2 separate regions of the Homo sapiens genome follow, and region 2 is linked to region 1. A link is a loop called in an ENCODE intact Hi-C map of the cell type or tissue named here. Cell type or tissue: mesothelial cell of epicardium. All regions are shown on one strand. Links, peaks and the distances in the headings refer to the core of each region. The heading gives the core; the rest is flanking DNA.

Region 1 (9,608 bases), core at 1,074-9,073:
AGTCTTGGGCTTATGGCACTTCCCTGGAGGCCTGTTAATCACAATCACTAGCAGGACACAGTGGCTCACACCTGTAATCACAGCACTTTAGGAGGCCAAGGCAGGAGGCTTGCTGGAGCCCAAGAGTTCAAGGATGCAGTGAGTTATGATTGCACCACTGCACTCTAGCCTGGGGGAAAGAGTGAGACCCTGTCTCAAAAAACAAAACCCACACTAAAAGCATTGCTACAAAGTAAAGAAACAAGCAATTCAGGATGAATGACAAGCAGCCAGCACTATTTTCTAGACAATTCCAAAATATTTTGATTAAAGCATAATCTTGTCTCACAAACACCTGGCATGTGGATCAACATTAAAATGTTCCCCACCCTAGACTGCACTTAAACCTAGTGGCATAGCCTACTACACACCTAGGCTGTATGGTAGAGCCTATTACTCCTAGACCACAAACCTGGACAGCACGTTACTATACTGAATACTGTCGGCAACTGTAACACAATGGTATTTGTGTATCTAATTACAGTAGAAAATACATTATAATTGTATGGGACCACCATAGTATATGCAGTCTTTGACATGTAATAATGCACAGCTGTGTATCAAAATGCTAACCATGTGATGGCATGTGGTAGGACAATGTATAATTTCCCTTTTCTCTATTTTCTAAATTTTAAATGTGAATTTATAATTTTGTATAATATTTATTACACTTATAGTGTAATAAACATTGAAAACGTTCCCAACTTTTACACCAACTTTCTTATTCACCAGAGGGAGTTGTGACTTTTTTTTTTTTTTTTGAGACAAGGTCTTGCTCTGTCATCCAGGCTGGAGTACAGTGGCACGATCTCAGCTCACCTCCTGGGCTCAAGTGATCCTCCCACCTCAGCATCCAAAGTAGCTGGGACTACTGACGTGCACCACCACACCCGGCTAATTTTGTTTATTTTTAGTAGATGAGATCCCACTATGTTGCCCACGCTGATTGTCAAACTCCTGGCCTCAAACTATCCTCTTGCCTCGGCCTCCCAAAATGCTGGGATTACAGGAGTGAGCCACCACACTCAGCCAACCTTAACTCTTAATTATTGGAAATACCCAAACCTCAATGCCTTACCCCATATGGAAGGCAAAATCCTGTATTCCCAATTCACACATGAAAATTACACGAGAGGTAAGTCAAAAATGCTTCCTTTATTACATAAAGCCAATACTGCTACTTCTAAGTTCAACTGTTTGTGCATCTCTATATCGTTCAAAGTGTTACGCCCGTGATATTAACAATGACCGCTTCCAAGTGTCAGTGAACAGTGGCTCCCTGTGAGTGTCATCATGGTACCTCTCCCCATTGCACACAAGTCAACAAACTGCTCTAGAAAGTTAAGTTCTCCCAGGCCCAGAGTAAACATATACTCAATATTCTTCCATACTTTATTATACCATAAGAAGCAAACTTCTGAAGGAGATACAATTAAAGATACCACAGGTGTCCTAGCTTGTCAATATTCTGTTTTATCATTTTCATTAACAAAGCAGATTACAATGTAGCCCTAATTTGCATTATAATTAGTTGTTACAAGACACTGCACATTCTCCTGAAGACACACAATGATTTCCAAGATGCCAGGTCACTCTTCCAATCAGTGAATGGCGAGCTCACTGGCAGGTGCAGGGCTACTTCCTGTATTCCAATGATGTGCCTGAAATAGCGCTTTGCAAGATGAGCGTGGATTATGTGGACACAATTTTGAGGCAATCTCCATTACACATTTGGTAGAAGACTGCCTAACTTAATCTTACTATTAGTGTATTAGTGTTGTTATATTATGAAGACATATTATATTCCATTATTCTGCTTAGCTCAAGGAAGAATAAAGAATTTGGACCAAAATTATAACCAGATTATGAGCAATTTCCTAAGCAAAAGAAACAAAGTAAATGCTGAGGTTAATAAAGATGTAATAATTCTCTTCACATGGCCTTTACTGTTTGTGAACTGTGTAATTTAAAATCCTGAGCTTAACAAAAATCTTTATAAATCAACTCATCAAAACAGGCATTTGGCCAATAAGAATTTAATTTCACATCAATAAAACTTTAGACTTTAGATTTATTTAGGGCTGTTTGCATATGTTTATAGAATAGTTTACTCTAAAAGATGACAAGACAGCTCCCCCTCAGTGAGACCCTGGCCTAAATATATTTGCTTTATTTATATAGCAAGAGGATAACATTAAACATGGAAGCTTTCAATTTGTGGCACTGAATAATCTACACAGGGCATCCTTCAAAGGCTACAATTAAGGATCCACCTAACTTTTCAGCAATACAAGCCCGATTGAGATCTTCTGGTCCATTTGCTTGACATTCATGTTTTATGCCTAGAGAGAAAAAACAACACTTCTATTTACAATTATGGCAGCAGTTTACCTCTTTCTCTAAGATAACCAAACTTTTAAAAGACCAGTTCTAATCTGGATAAACTGGGGTATATACAAACACGGAATACTACACAGTAACGAGAAAAAATAATTGTAACTACATGCATCAAGATAGATGGGCCTCACAAACAGCATTCACTGAAAGAATCCAGATTTAAAATGCATATATTCTATTATATATATAGGTATAGCATACAAAATCAGCCCACGCTAACTTACGCTGTTAGAAGCCAGGGTGCTGGCTACTTTGAGGAGGAAGGGGCAGGCAGAAGTGCTATGAATTGAAGGGAACAGCACCAGGGAGGCTTCTGGGGTGCTGGTCATTAGATTAAGAAATAACCATTATGTTCACTCTGAAAAATTCAACACATTCTACAATAATTTGTGACATACACTTTTCTAAAGATATGTTGTACTTTGCTAAAAAGCTAAAAGGCAGGTCTAGTAAGAAAATTTTCTTGGTTTTTAAAACATAAAAATACAAATGATTTTTGATTGCACAGTTGATTTTGTCAACTGTATTGAAAAGTAAACAGCTGGCTCTTCAATGGTATTACACTACACATTTATGAAATCGATCACAATGAAAACTATGTGAAATATGTTACTGATTGCTTTCTTAGAACAATTACACTACCACAATGCAAAAACGAGCTCAATTATGGATTACATACAGTAGCTTCTCTGTAAATGGCCACTGTCTTTTAAATAGCTGCATGGTTATTCCCATCATTTAAAGACCATTATTTCTCAAGCTGCTGAAAGCACAGCAGGTCAGCTTTTGAACTACTCAGGACTGATCTGAGAAAGACAGTGGATGCTTTCATTAGAAAAAAGGCAGCATGGTCACTATCTTTTTTTTTTTTTTGAGACAGAGTTTTGCTCTTATTGCCCTGGCTGGAGTGCAATGGTGCGATCTCAGCTCACTGCAACCTCTGCCTCTTGGGTTCAAGCATTCTTCCTGCTTCAGCCTCCCAAGTAGCTGGGATTACAGGCATGTGCCACCACGCCCGGCTAATTTTTTTTTTGTATTTTTAGTAGAGACAGGGTTTCACCATGTTGGTCAGGCTGGTCTCGAACTCCTGACCTCAGGTGATCCACCTGTCTTAGCCTCCCAAAGTGCTGGGATTACAGGCATGAGCCACCACACCCAGCCGGCCACTATCTTTTAGTATCACCAAATCAAGTGTGCAAAGCAATTCCCTTTACTGAAAGGCAATGCAGAATAAAGATAATAAGGAATCCACTGTGAACCTTTTGGTTGGGCTGGGAAAGTGTTGAAGCTAAAGGATTTAAAAGTGTCAGTTAGCAACCCAGTGACACACTTCTGGGGGTTGCCAAACATCAAACCAAATGCACGAAGAACCTGACCCAGCAATAAACTATGCAGCAGCAAGGCTCGGGAAAGGAAGCAAGAATTTTTTTTTCCGAACTAAGTAAAACAGGCTAGGGCAAACCTGTTCTACCATGAAAATATAAAAACCAGTGACAGTAAAACAAACAAAACAAAATCAACATCAGGCCAAGCCCTTGTGACCTTGGCTCACTCAGCTGTTTGGAAACAGCCATGGCAGGAAGGTGGCAGGGCAAACTCTTAAACTAAAACTCACACATGAGACCAAGTCTCCCCTTCTACAGCTGAGAGAATCAAGGCCCATGGAGGTTAAGCAGTTCTGGCCAAGGCCACACAGCAGTTAGACAGGCTTCGCCCTCAGTGCAGGCCTTTGGGCACTTGCCCCATGCACGTTCTTTCCATCATACCAACATTTTCTCCTGGCTGAAGTCTGGCCAGGCCATCTCATCAGGATCCCAATCACCCAGTGGCAAGTCAAATACAACTGACCAGCTCAGGAGTGGGTGCACTTTCCTTGGGACACAGATGAATTAATTACCTAAAATCATGCCATTCAACAGTAAAGCTGGAGAAAAGAGCATCCTTTCTCATTTAGGTACATTTCCTTTTTGCAACTTTATTATAACAACTACATTCAAAGGCAAGAGCAAATTTACTATTATGTCCAATGTTAAACAATCAGTCTCCACCTCCTACATGAGAAAACTGGTAGCACCTCAAACTAGTTTAAAACCAGCCTGAATAAACGATATATATAGACAATGTCAAGGGTATAGTTATTAAACACAGGCTGGGCAGACCCAGAGCAACCAGCACAAAGCAGAAGATACATGGAAAGTCAAATTCAGTCTTCTGCTTTTCTCAAAACAAGTAACACTTCTCCCTTGTGCCCGAAGCTCTGCAAAAAAATAAGGTGCTTCTCAGAAAAGGTGCTGCCCCATTCTGAGTGTTCACCATACCTCTACATATTCAGAGGTCATCTAGAACATACCTTGAAATTTCTTTTTAATTGCATCCTTGGAGCTTGCATAGATCATTTTACTTTTCAGAGGTGCTAGTTCTGGTGCCCTAGATAGAAAGATGCCAAAAATGAAAAAAGTGGTTTAGAGAAAGTATAACTTGCAACTTGTTAAACATTTGCTTGTGTAAACATTTGCTGAGAATCCTCAGACTCTCCTGAGATATTTTTTCTTAACTGCACATTTTTTCTACCTCCCCAGCAGCTCAGAGAGGAAATGCTACAGATAGGCATATGCAGAATCACTCAGGTTGACCAGGGTGGGAAAAAAGAAGAGAACCACTGGTGGCAAAAGACAATCACCAATTAAAAATCAGATTACAGTCGCCATAATGAAAGAACCAACACTGAGTACTTCACTGTATAACCCAATTCTTTTTCTTCAGAATATTTTTCATTATTATTAATAAGGGATTGGATTCAGGCTAATATTTACACAAGGTTTTTGACAGTTTTTCTAGTTGGAAAAAAGTTTTAAAATACATAAAAGTACAGAGAATAATCCGTAAGTACGTGTGACCCAGAATTAAATGCTAATATTTTGGCACCTTTGCTTCAGATTGTTTTCTAAAAAAGAATAAATCAAAAACTTAAAAAAAAGGACAAAAAAGAATAAATTACAAATAAAAGTCCTTTTCTTAGACTTCCCCAGTCCCTTCATCTATTCCAATAGCAGGTTTTGATCCCACAGGTACTTGTTTTCTTAGTCTAACATAACAATACATGTTTAATTACAGATCTGGGCATCCACGTTTCAATAATTCTCTGGAAAAAAATATTAAATCCACTTGTATAATCTCATGATTCTAAAGATTTCTAAATGGCAACTCACCAATAATTATGTCTTAACTGTCAATATTATTACTATCTTTTTATATTTATAACATTGGAGCACGTTCTCCCTCTTGAAGGGAAGCGTGTTAGAAGCACAGCATATGTGTCACAGCACCTTCAGCAGCAACACTGAAGAATAAGGATGATTAGTAACGGACAGAAACCCTCCCACTCAGACTGCTTGCACGGAGGTCCTTCTTTCCTCTGTACGCCAACCCATAGGCCCACCTCCATGCCACACTGCTAAAATATCACAGAGAAGATGCAGTACAGTAAGTCCACACTTAACATTGTCAATCAGTTCTTGGAGCCTGTGACTTAAAACAAAATGACATATACCAAAACCAGTATTTTTTTTTCTCAATGTTATAACAAAACTACATTGAAAGAAATGACGTTATTTGAGGACCTGGTGTATGTTGTTTTGCTTAAAGCTGTAGTTTCCAAGAGCCTACTGGAGGTCATTAAGATATTACGGTATAGCTAAATACTTCTGAGCATTTAATAATTCCATTTAGCTGCCATATTTCCAGGACATTCAACAGCCATGAGCACTGGCATGTGGACCTCACCTAGTGTACCCCTTACCCTAGTGAGCAGAGATTCCATTCTTGGGAAAAAGGGCAGTCTGTCTCTCAGAGGCTTATTCCTCCCAATCCTAAGGTCCAGGGAAGGAGGCAGAGCCATCACAACCTCAGGACTGGCAGATGTTTGAGCTACAGGGTGGGTACTTTTTATTTTTTATTTTTTTGAGGCGGAGTCTCGCTCTGTCACCCAGGCTGGAGTGCAGTGGCGTGATCTCAGCTCACTGCAACCTCTGCCTCCCAGATTCAAGCGATTCTCCTGCCTCAGCCTCCCGAGTAGCTGGAACTGCAGGCGTGTGCCACTATGCCCAGTTAATTTTAGTAGAGATGGGGTTGCACCATGTTGGTTGGCCAGGATGGTCTCGATCTCTTGACCTCGTGATCTGCCCACCTCCACCTCCCAAAGTGCTGAGATTACAGGCATGAGTCACTGCGCCCAGCAGAGTGGGTACTTTTGTTATGAAAATAGGTCAGAAACATAAAAAAGCATCAGCTGTTCTGCTTTTATTCTAACCAAATTGTTAAACTACTTTAAGAGCTGCTCCCTGGGCCATGGGCGGAGCTTGTTATAGAAAATGCCTTTAATAAGGTTCTACCTTTTCTTAAGTAACAGTGTAACAGTGCAAAATAAACCACTGCACTAACACTAAATTTCCTTTTCTTCTATTATTTTCCACATTTAAAAAAATAAGAATGCATACTTTTCATAATTACAAAATACATAAAAAGCAGAAAAAATACCTGCAAATTAAGGAAATACCGACCAATTTAAAAGCCTAAACCATTAGCTGGCCTGTCTGCCACTCAGCTGTGAATGCCAGAAGAGGAAGGACTTAACCTGTTTTATTCACAGCTGTTTTCCCAGGCCCTCGCACAATAGCTGGCGTGTAGTAGAAATAAAGTTCAGTAAATGCACCTTCATTCAAATCCTTGTTAATTTTCAGTCTTATGTACCAGCTTCAATGGACTCTAAGCTGCCTGAATACGTGCACCCTGACCTCATATTTGCATTCCTCACAGCAACTTGGTTTAATCAAGTGCAGTAAAAGCTTACTGAAATACAAGTGAGGTGTGACCTCGAGTTATCTTCCTTTTTAAACCACAATCCTCTGCATCTCCTACTCCCATATCCCTTTTACACTCCAAGCTATTGATGGCACATAGCTAAAAGCTAAGTCCCTCCCTGCCTTGCCCTGACTCAGGCCAAAGTATCAAGAGAATCCTTGCCCCTCTAAAAAAAAAAAAAAGAAAAAAATCAGGTAGTGTTACCATTTCTCCCTCCCCTTAGAAACTAAAGAATTCTACTCCTGGCCATATCAAGGAATGCAGTATAATATTCAATAAATGAGGGATCCAGGTGTAACTTTTTTCTAAAGCTTCATCTCAAATACCGACTTGCCTGAAAAGACCAGAATAACTAAACAACATTTCAAGAAAAAGGCCATAAAAATAACTTTATAGCCCTGTTTCACTATCTAAGAGTAACACTGCCCAACAGAGTTTTCTGCAATGATGGAAATGTTCTGTATCTGTGCTACTCAATAAGGTGGCCACTAGTCAGATGTGGCTACTGAGCATTTGAAATGTGGTAATTCATTCAGCTAACAAACTGAATTTTTAATTTTAAATAATTTAAATAGCCACATGTGGCTAGTGACTACACTACTAAACAGTGCAACTGTAGAGCAAATTATAGCAGGGAGGGAATGGTACCAATTTCTTCAAAAGTAGTAGACCACAGAGGCACAAGGAAGGGGTGTAATTTAAAAGAGTAGATAGAAGGCTGGTTCCTGGCATGGCTCGTTGGAAAAGTAGGGTTTTGGCTTATAAGTAAGAAAGTTAAAAGTAGTAGGAAATTTTAGCCTATAAAAGCAGTACATTCAGAGGATGCCTCCTGTCCTTTCCCCATTGAAAAAAAAAACAAAAACGGAGAGTCACATAACAAGTAGATAGAAAATAGTCAAAATTTAGTTTGGGTCCCATAAACATCAGCCCTGGTAACATTATGAAACCTGTAAATAAAAATTAAATGACAACAACTGCAAATAGTTTGAATAAAAATTACTTTGGTGCTGGAACTGGTCTTCCCGAGTGCTAACAAAATGAGTTTTACAGAGGCTCAATATTTCTAACATGCTTACCACAAAAAAAACATCAACTCTTCTTTTCTGGATTCTTTTGTTTCAAAGCTTGCATCATACAAAGCATAGCGACAATCTTTTTCAGGAAGCATTCCCACAAAATGCTTGAAAGGATCAGTTATGGTTACACCAACATCTCCAACCAAGATCTCTTTGCCTTCTTCTACAATGATGCACTTTTTGTCTGCACTGAGACAAAAAATGACAGCCTTCTTTCTTTTCTTGATTTCTTCTGGTGTGGAGCATTTACGAACTTTCATGTCATAAAAAATGCGACATACTTCATCAGCTACTTGCACTCCTGAGGCCTATGATGAGAAAATACATGAGAAAAAGACTTACAATTTTTATTGTGCCAAACATAAAATAATAAATTCTGCTTATAGATTGGCATATATTTAACATTTTAAAGGTATATCATCTAATTAAAAAACTAGAAATTTGAGCTGTAATCACTACTAATTTTAGACATCAAACTTTTTAAAAGATCACAAATATATGCCATTCCTCACTACTGCACAGGGGTAAGGAAACATTCAACTATAGCAGCCTCTCCTACCCTAGAACCTTAAAAGAAGTGTTTCCTAAGGTGCTGGGTTATTTTCTTCTTATACAGGTTGCTTAGAGCCTTGACTACAGGCAGATCATCTTCCCAGTGTGTATATTCATGATACCTAAAATTCCTTTTGTAATACACAGTAGCTGGTCATAGCTGCTAGACTGGGAAATTTCCATCCCTACAGCATCTCTTTCTCTAATAAAAAAAAAGATTTATTAAGAGGTCTTTGCTCTACTCACATTTCAAAATTATGTGATCAATATTCAGTATTAGTCACACTTGCCATTAAAATTTCACTTAAAAATTCCAAATTTTAAACTAAGATTAGAATAAATAAGAAAATGTCTACTGCTATAATAAAGAGGGTAGCTTAATTAGGGATTATACTGACCAGAAAAATTACCTTTCGCTATGTTATACTTGCTATTCTGGGCTGAAGGACAGTTAAACAAAATCTTGATAGCACAAGATCTTAAACCAGTTTTTAATTTTTTCATCTTGAGGAATGTGCTATTTACATTAACTTTATTATATCCATAATTGTTAATGCCTCATTAACTACTTTGTTTTGCATGTTAGCTTTTCTAAAGCAAGAATTATAAAGCCCAACAAGAGATGCCCAGGAGGCTCTGCCAGTCATGGTTGAACAGCACTGGAGGATGATCAGACTAAGGGAA
Region 2 (9,608 bases), core at 777-8,776, 47 kb after region 1:
AACCTCCACCTCCCAGGCTTAAGCAATTCTCTTGCCTCAGCCTCCCGAGTAGCTGGGATTACAGGTGCGTGCCACCACGCCTGGCTAAGTTTTTGTATTTTTTAGTAGAGATGGGGTTTCACCATGCTGGCCAGGCTGGTCTCAAAACTCCTGACCTTGTGACCGCCTGCCTTGGCCTCCAAAGTGCTGGGATTACAGGCGTGAGCCATCGCTCCCGGCCTGGGATTCTTATAAAAAGTATAAATCCTCCGGGCGCGGTGGCTCATGCCTCTAATCCCAGCACTTTGGGAGACCGAGGCGGACCGATCACGAGGTCAGGAGTTCGAGACCAGTCTGGCCAACATAGTGAAACCCCATCTCTACTAAAAATACAAAAAATTAGCCAGATGTGGTAGTGTGCGCTTGTAATCCCAGCTACTTGGGAAGCTGAGGCAGGATAATCGCATGAACCCAGGAGGCAGAGGTTGCAGTGAGCCGAGATCGCGCCGTCATACTCCAGCCTGGGTGACAGTGTAAGACTCCATCTCAAAACAAAACAAATTAAAAAAAAGTATAAAACCTCTCTCTAGAAAGACGGACATTTGTTTCTACTCACAAAGCTTGGCCTATAACCTTAGGGAGCTCATGAACTGCCCTGAAGCCCATCTAATAAATTAAATATTTCAAGAAAGTTTTTGGGAAATGTTCTAAAAAGCAAATCCAGTGCAAGGATAAATGAACAGTCCCACGGTTCCTTGCATACACACATACACACATCAAGGTCAGAGTGGGCATCACACCTCTCATCAACACAGAGCCTTTCAGAACTTTATAAAATATAGCATTTTGTAAAACACAAACGGTCTGAACAATACATGCAGAAATGCAGCCTGTTTTTATTCATTCATTCAGCACTATATCCTGGGGATCTCTCCAAGTTGTCTTCCATTTTTCATAAGCATGATACATTCTTTTTTTTTTTTTCTTTGAGGCGGAGTTTCGCTCTGTTGCCTGGGCTGGAGTGCAGTGGTGCGATCTGGGCTCGCTGCAACCTCTACCTCCCGGGTCCAAGCGATTCTCCTGCCTCAGCCTCCCGAGTAGCTGGGATTACAGGCACCCACTACTACGCCCAGCTAATTTTTTTGTATTTTTAGTACAGACGGGGTTTCACTGTGTTAGCCAGGATGGCCTCCATCTCCTCACCTCGTGATCTGCCTGCCTTGGCTTCCCAAAGTGCTGGGATTACAGGCATGAGCCACCATGCCCAACCTCCATGATACATTCTTTTTACACTTCTGATCCGGTTGTTGTACTTCCGGAGAAAGAAAAATGAACCACAAAATATTCAGAAAGGGGAAAACAAGGAAATCAAGCATTTTTTTAAGGATAGATGAAATGAGTTCAGACTCTTCAGCATGTAGGATTGAGTGTAATCACAAGTCATAAAATCATGAAGGATAGGAATGAAGAGACTAGAAATTTCACAGTAAACCTTAACATGTAAAAACAAGAGAGTTTTTCTAAAAGCTCAGAATAAGTCACTTTAGAAAAAATGAAAGGACTGTTTCACACGGTGGTTAAGAAAGGGAGGAAAGTGACAGTCAGAGGAGGAAAAAGCATGTCACAGACAGCAATGGGCTGGTTGTGGCAAGCTCTCTGGTTGGGACTCATTTTTCCCCAGCTCGTCCCATTATTCCCTGCAGACTTCTGCCTCACCCGCTGCAACTACAGGGCAGGAAAAACTCAGAACCAGCAAAGCGCCCACCCCAGAGGCTGCCAGGTAATGTCAGGGCAGTGCTGAAGCCCTGCTGGGATATGGAGGTGATACCAGTGCATGCAGGTGGGCAACTTGTTTATATTCACAATGGGAAGCCACTGTCAAATCTAACTGAACATTTTTTCATTTAGATTTGAGGATGTTTCCTGAGGTCCTACTGTGTGCCAGCTGCGGCCATGTTAGCTACCAGGAATATGAAGATGAATAAGGAGATCACAAGTGAAAACAGAAATGCCAAGATAAACTTGGCCCAAGTTCCCTTGGGAATTCTCAGGATCCTACCTGGTGCAGCAGATCACACCAGGGAGATGTTACTGGATCTTTGATGAGTGGAGCATCCACAGAGGAAGGAAGTGAGTGTTTGTTAATGACATCATTCGTCACTTATGTTGGCAAATATGAATATGGAAGAGATGGCTGGAGGGTTTATTCAAAGTTGGATATTTGGAGGAAGAGAATGCCTGATGTCCTACCAAAAAAAATTAGACCCTATGGACCAAGATACATAAGATAGATGTAGATATGTAATGGGTTTCCTCCCTGTTTTTTTATTTTCTTTGGGGTCTGCTCTGGCTTACCTCCTAATTTTCCTGTCTTCTCGGGGGTAGCAGGAGGGATGTCAAATGATGGTTCAGCCAAAGAAACCCAGCTCTTCCTGATGAGGGAACTCTGAGTTGTATTCAAGGAAAACAAACACCAAAAACAGATAGCCAAAGGCCAATGGTCATGATTTGAAATTTGAGTGCCTTTTACTGTAACTGTTTTGCTCCAATATTTCCACTGCCAGTCCTTCGGTGAGGTATTTGACTCTAGATAAGAGGTCCCCAACATTTTTGGCATCAAGGACTGGTTTTGTGGAAGACAATTTTTCCACAGACGGGGTGGCAGGGGGATGGTTGGCGGGGGATTGGTTTCAGGATGAAACTGTTCCATCTCAGATCATCTGGCATTAGTTAGATTCTCACAAGGAGCGTGCAACCTAGATTCATTGCATGCACAGTCCACAATAGGGTTCCCACTCCTATGAGAATCTAATGCCGCCGCTGATCTGACAGGAGGTGGAGCTCAGGTGGTCATGCTCACTCGCCGCATTCCTAACAGGCCACAGACCAATACTGGTTCATGGCCCAGGGGTGGGGACTCGTGCTCTGGATGACACAAATTCTAGTCTTGCCTAGCCCTACTGTTAAGTAGCCATAGGACCTCTGCAAGGTGCACCCCTTTGGGACTCCTTGTCCTCACCTGTAAACTCAAGATGTTGACTAATTTGACCCTTTTAACTCTAAAAGGTGATGCTTGCACTCCACAGAAGAGATACTGAGTGCCTGGCACAGTCTTAGCAATTCGTGAAGTATCCTGTTCTAGTAATACTAACGCAGTCTCTTAAATTTTGATTTATAAACTCTAGGCCTTGGGCTCTAGACAAAACAGGGCTCTAGAGGACTTGTTTTTGTTGTTGTTGTTGTTGTTGTTTTTTAATGGCAAAAGCAATAAATTGCTGTAGTTTTCTAGATTGTAGACTTAATGTGGTTCTCCCAACTATCCATGTCTGGGCAAAGGGAGCTGATTGACACAAGAGATCAAACAGCATTAGCTTCAACATCCTTACGTGTAAATGAGGCAAACAACATCACATCTTGCAATTGGTCCTGCTTTTTTTTTTTTCTTTACTCTTCTTTTTGGAAGGGGGAGTGGAGGTGAGTGGTCACTAAATTCAGGCCCAGTCATTAAGAGGTGGTCCCCTAGTAAAATTTTCCATGCTGGAAGTGGAAGGAATTGCTTGCTCATTTATATTCTCTATCCTGTGGAAAGCCTTCCCTCCCACCCCTTGAGCCAGTGAGTCACTTCCTCTCTGCAAACCTCTAAAGCCTCCTTTCTTTCTCAGCCCAGACCTGGCCCTCTGGAGAGGGTTTTGGAGTCCTGGGTAGGCAGGGTACCTCAGGCAGCAGGCAGCACACCTTGGATGTGAGCTGAATGGATTTTCAAATTTCACAGAAGGAGCCTCCATGCTGGAGAAAGTATGTAAGTGTTCTGATAAACGGCAAGTGTTGGATTCTAGGTTTAGCATTTTTTCTTTTTGCTTTAAAGAACTCTAGGAAAGAAACTCCCGTAGAAGGTACAGCAAGCGGGTTGCACATTTGTTTTATGACTCATGGAAATTTCTAAAATGATAAATATTGGCTCAGTAGTAGTCTGACATAAGACACACTCAACTAAAGCACCATGGTTACAAGAAACAAGAAGTGCATATTCGGTAAATAAAGTGTGGCTCCACTTCCAAAAGCTTTCAGAGAAAAAAGAGCAGCACGCAAGGCCTGGATTCTTGAGTTTCCCTTCTTGAACGGCCAAAGTTCCATTTGTTTTTCCCAAGGCCAGAAACTTCCCTGAGATGACTGCAGTGTCTTCCCAGTCAGGAAGCCATTTTAAATGGTTTGGGTGCTATACTTTATTCAGTCCAGAGTCTTTTTGGCTAATGTAATGAAAAAATTTTACGCATCATAAAAATTAATGAGGTTGAAGAGACAAGTATTTTTCTCCTAAAAAAAAAAAGGAAAATAAATATTTTTCTTGCTGAGTAAAACCCCCCCCCATCTTTGTGTGTATAAGATGCTAGCCATCTTGGAGAGATGTAAGGAATCTGGAATATCAGCTTTTCAGATGAAGTTTAGAGAATGTGAGCCACAAATAATGGCTGGGGTCCTCCTGAGTCGAGTTTTTATTTCTTATGAAACAAAGTCAGCATTACTTTAACTTCTCATGAGCTGATTTTAGTTTCTAAAGAAAATATAATAGACTAAAATTCATACCCAATGAAAAGGCCATTGTATCCACTTACTAACAGCTGGGAGTGAGCAGCTTGGATCTGCCTTTCAGCTGGGTTTTCCTGCATAACAGGTTTATTAACAGAGCAGCGTGACTCACAAGCAGTGTTCTTTAGAATCACCCCCCAACACACACACTGGAACCACGATAAACACTTGGTAAGGAGGATCAATCACAAAATAAACTGAGGAAAGACTCAGGCTACAATTCTATGCTTCAAATAAAACAGCAAAAGAGACTGTTAGGCGCATGAAGGTCCCAGGCAAGAGACCTGGAAGAAGGCACCAAATCTGAAAAGGTGATTCAGTAAGTTAGCTGGGTCATGCCGGCAACCCTCCTACAACCACTCATGGATATATGGACTTCCCTTGAGCCAGGAGGGCCCAGGACTGAGTCACTAGAATACGTTGTAGGGGACATAGGGGGGCAGAGAAAGCTAAAGCCATTCTGTAAGCTCCTGCAGAGAAGCCCCCTTGAGGTAGGGGAGAGATGAGGTGCCCCCCATGGTCTGCAACACCAGTGCAGGTGGGAAGGGATATGCAATGAGGCGCTGTATTCAAAGGCCCTTTGACCCAGCTGCTGGGAAGCGTATCTCAAATTTCTCCAAAGAGAAACTGCGAGGGCCAGATTATTCAGAGAGATTGACGTGGGACCTGGTATCAATGCTGCAGAAACGGACTTCTCCTTTGCACGGCCTGGCCCTCTGTATTTGCCCTCCCTTTGCTTTTCCACTCATCTTATATTAATCAGTGTTGCAACAGGAGGGAGCTCTCCCCACCAGTGAGGCAGTGGCAGGAGTGTCTCTGCAGGTAGCCAAGGTGATGCTGGCAGCCAGGGAGGCAGCAGTTGGGATAGCTCTGGCAAGATCACCTCGCTGGCTGCCAGGGAGAGAGCCTGGGCCCTGAGCCAGGACACGGATGGGCCTGGATCATTCTGCTGTGAGCCAAACACCATTAAAAATAATTTCAGAAGGGAAACCACTTTGGTGCATTTTTTCTGGCTATTAAAAAAATACAGATTTATCAGGGGAAAAAAATGTTGAAAATGTCTAAGAAAGAAAATAAATGTTCCCTATTAATTTTCCTGCCACATATTTATATAATAATAAAGAGGTCGTTTTAAAAAATTTAATTATATAAATTATCTGGGAATGTCTTCTTATTAAAAAAAAAACTCTGGGTAGAAAAATGTCACCTTCACTCCCCTGCAATTCTTTCCCTCCTCACCAAATTTAAGCTCTACTACTGGTTTAAAATGTGCAGAACAAAGTCTGTCCTTCCAGGTTTTGCTTATTTACACACACGATAGATAGATAGATCAATAGATAGTAATAGATAGTTTTGTGTTCCTGTGTTTTTTTATTATTATTTTTAATTTTTTCTTTTTTAGAGATAGGCTGTCAGTCTGTCACCCAAGCTGGAGTGCAGTGGTGTGATCATTAACTCACTGCATCCTCAAACTCCTGGGTTCAAGAGATCCTTCCACCTCAGTCTCCCAAGTAGCTGGGAATACAGGCACACACCACCATGCCCAGCTAACTATTGTATTTTTTTGTAGAGTCTTGCTATGTTGCCCAGGCTGGTCTCAAATTCCTGGCCTCAAGCAGTCCTCTCGCCTTGGCCTCCAAAAGTGCTGGGGTTACAGGCACGAGCCACTGCACCCGGCTGATGATTGTATTTTAAATTTTGCTTAAGAAAGCCTTTCTACCACCAAGATTTCATTTGGAATTAGTTTTATATATTGTGAGATACCTAACTTTATTTTTTCTCAAATATATATCCATTTTCCCCAAAACTTTTTGTCTAACTAGCTTATCCTTTCCCATTGGTATAAAATGTCATTTTTACCATCTATTCCATTCCCATGTAGAAATGGACCAACATGGGTCTATTGCTTGCTCTATTCTCTCCACTGATTTCTTCATTCTTATACAAATATCACCTTTTTCATTACTCTGGCTCTATTGTATATTTTAAATATTTGATGGGCCCTTGTTCTTCTTGTAAAAATTGTCCTTAGTTATCCTTATACATTTTCTCTTTCATATGAATTTGACAATCTTCTTGTGAAGTTCTATTTAAAAATCTTGATGGTATTTGATTGGTATTGCACAGTTTTTAATCATCAATTTGTGGGGAATCCATTATCTTTACAATATTGATTCTTTTCACCTGTGAACATGGCATGTTTCTGTAATTCTTATTGTTTTGTTTGTTTATTTTGTTTTGTTTTTTGAGACAGGGTCTCATTCTGTTGCCCAGGCTGGAGTGCAGTGGCACAATCTCAGCTTACTGCAACCTCTGCCTCCCGGGTTCAAGCGATTCTCATGCCTCAGCCTCCCAAGTATCTGGGATTACTGGTGTGGGCCACCATGCCTGGCTAATTTTTCTATTTTTAGTAGAGACAGGACATCACAATGTTGGTCAGGCTGGTGTCCAACTCCTGACCTCAGGTGATCTGCCCACCTTGGCCTCCTACAGTGCTGGGATTACAGGCATGAACCACCACTGCCGGCCATGTTTCTGTAATTGTTTGGGCATTCCTTTGTGACTCTCAGTAAAACTTTGTACTATTCTTTTTTTTTTTTTTTTTTTTTTTGTGAGATAGGATCTCACTCTGTCACCCAGGCTGGAGCGCAACAGCACGAACACAGCTCACTGCAGCCTCAAGAGATCCTCCTGCCACAGCCTCCCATGTAGCTGGGACCACAGGCATGCACCACCATGCCTGGCTAATTTGTTTTAATTTTTTGTAGAGACAGGTTCTCACTTTGTTGACCAGGCTGGTTTCAAACTCCTGGGCTGATGTGATTCTCCCACCTCGGCCTCCCAAAGTGCTGGGATTACAGGCATGAGCCACTGCACCTGGCCTACTTTTCTTCATGTAGAGTCTATGCATGGCTTAATTAGATTATTTCAAGGTATTTTGTGATTTTTAGTTAATTATAATTCATTATTGTTTATTAAAGACAAACATTTGATTTTGTTTATTAGTCTTATAGCCAGCCATCTTACTGAGCCCTCATTAATTCTAATACTTTTCCTCTTAATTTTCTTAGACGTTATGGGAATGAGATATAAGCAACAAATGAGAGTTCTATTTCTTTGTTTCTAATTTTTATAACTAATTTCTAATTCTTGTCATTGCATGGGTTAGGTTTGGAAGCATAATGCTGACTGGTGGCGATCCTTATCTTGTTCCTGACTTTGGTGGAAAAGCATCTAATATTCCATCATCTGTTCTGCTCTTTCTGTTAGGCTTCTGGCAGATATCCTTTAATATGTCAAATAAATTTCTTGTCTTATTTTTGTAAGACTTTTCATCAGTGGTGGGTATTTAGTTTCATTAACTAGGTGTTCCCCTCCTTTAATTTGTTAATGTAGTAAATTATATTAATGGATTCGCTAATGCCAAACAATTGTGGCCTTCTATGATACATTCTGCTCGGGCTTGAGGTGTGTTCTCTGGAACTACTGCTAGATATGGTTTATTAGTCATTTACTTAGGATCTTTACATTTATTTTCACAAGGAAGGCCTATGTTTTATTTTGGTTTTGTGTTTGTGAAAACACAAAATAAAGAATAAATTGGGACTATTTCCTTCTTTGCCTTTTCTCTGAACAAGTTATATAAGGCAAGACTTACCTGTACCTTAAAGCTTTGATAGTATTGGCCTGAGAAACCAGCAGGTCCTTAGACCTGATCTTAAACATAAATCTAACAAAGTCAGCCTTAAACTAATTTTTATATTTTCTTTTGTTCTTCTCAAGTTTTCTATTTCTTGAGTCAACTTTGGCACTTTGTCTTTTTTTCTAGAAAATCATGCATTTTATGTAGATTTTAAATTTGGGGGACATAATACTGTACATAATAGTTTCTATTCCCTAATGCTAAAAATATGCCATCTGCAACTGTAGTTTAATTATCTTTGTGCCAAAGATAATTAAATTGTGACTTCTCTTGTATTTACTCAGACTTGCCATCAGAAATATATATGTGTGTATATATATATATGTATATATATGTGTATATATATGTATATATATGTGTATATATATATATGTGTGTGTGTGTGTGTGTGTGTGTGTGTGTATATATATATATATATATGTTTATATATTTTTAACAGGTCTTTTCAAAGATCCCAATTCTAACTGGTATAAGATGAGCTCTCTACTAATAAATCCGAAAGGCCTTGATGATCACCTTATCTAAAGTAGTTTGCCACCCCACTTGCCTCCACTGTCTATCCTCTTTCTGTTCTGTATGATTTTTGAAGCACTTATCAGCAACTGACACACTGTATATTTGTTTAGTTGTTTACTGTCTCTTTAACCCTAATAGAATATCTGCTCCATAAGTATAGGTACTTTGTTTTCTTCATCACTGAATTGCCAATGAATTTTTCGAATGTCACTTGGCACATAGATGATAAACACTAAATATTTGTTGAAGTTGTTGATTGAAGTAATTGTTCTTTCATTGAGGATTTTTGTTTTTGTTTTTTTGTCTACCCTGTGAATTTTATTCCATGGATTTTAGTTGTTCTTGTTGAGTTTGGCATTTCATCCTCATAGTTTCTTCCCCACCACTTTCCTGAAACTGCTTTTACTCATATGACCATGGAACGTCACATTGCTAAATCCAATGGCCAATTCTTAGTCCTCATCTCATACAACATAGTCAGTCATATCTTCTCTTCACTTTGAAACACTTTACTTACTTGGCTTCCGGAATCCCACACACTCTTCCTGATTTTCCACCTACCTATCTGGTCCTTTTCAGGCTCCTTTGCTGGTTCCTCTTCATCTCCTAACCGCTGATCTCCAGAGTCCCCATGCATACTAAGTTCTTAGACTTCTTCTCTTTACTCTCTGCACTAATTCCCTTAGTTTTCTGATTCAGTTTCATGACTTTAAATATCTTCTCTCTGCTGTTGGTTCCCAAATTTATGTCTGTCCTTGACCTCTCTCCAGATTTCTGACTTGTAGATGCAACTGTCTATTCAACACTTGCCCTTGGATGTTTC

What was found. Hi-C counts contacts between places; a loop is a spot of excess contacts. Peaks named below come from ENCODE experiments on the same cell type or tissue, not always from the same donor. Only the 100,000 strongest peaks of a DNase experiment are listed, where the experiment ranks them.
Region 2: a loop joins it to region 1, with 4 times the contacts of the local background. A loop is called at or near these places in 10 of 110 quality-filtered maps.

The regions. Positions count from the first base shown.
Region 1 is chr20:17,599,810-17,609,417 of GRCh38, reverse strand. DSTN (destrin, actin depolymerizing factor) reads right to left here. Exons shown (of 4, transcript NM_006870.4): 2 at 8,373-8,680; 3 at 4,787-4,863; 4 at 1-2,381. The coding sequence ends at 2,272. Among named protein-coding and RNA genes, the nearest start is that of DSTN, 35 kb to the right of the region's middle. RefSeq lists an enhancer at 6,419-6,920. In mesothelial cell of epicardium, for the core only: no CTCF peak of the experiment used is centred there; no DNase peak of the experiment used is centred there.
Region 2 is chr20:17,552,858-17,562,465 of GRCh38, reverse strand. It overlaps a transcript of BFSP1 not described here. Among named protein-coding and RNA genes, the nearest start is that of DSTN, 12 kb to the left of the region's middle. RefSeq lists an enhancer at 4,515-5,230. In mesothelial cell of epicardium, for the core only: no CTCF peak of the experiment used is centred there; a DNase peak (open chromatin) is centred at 5,355.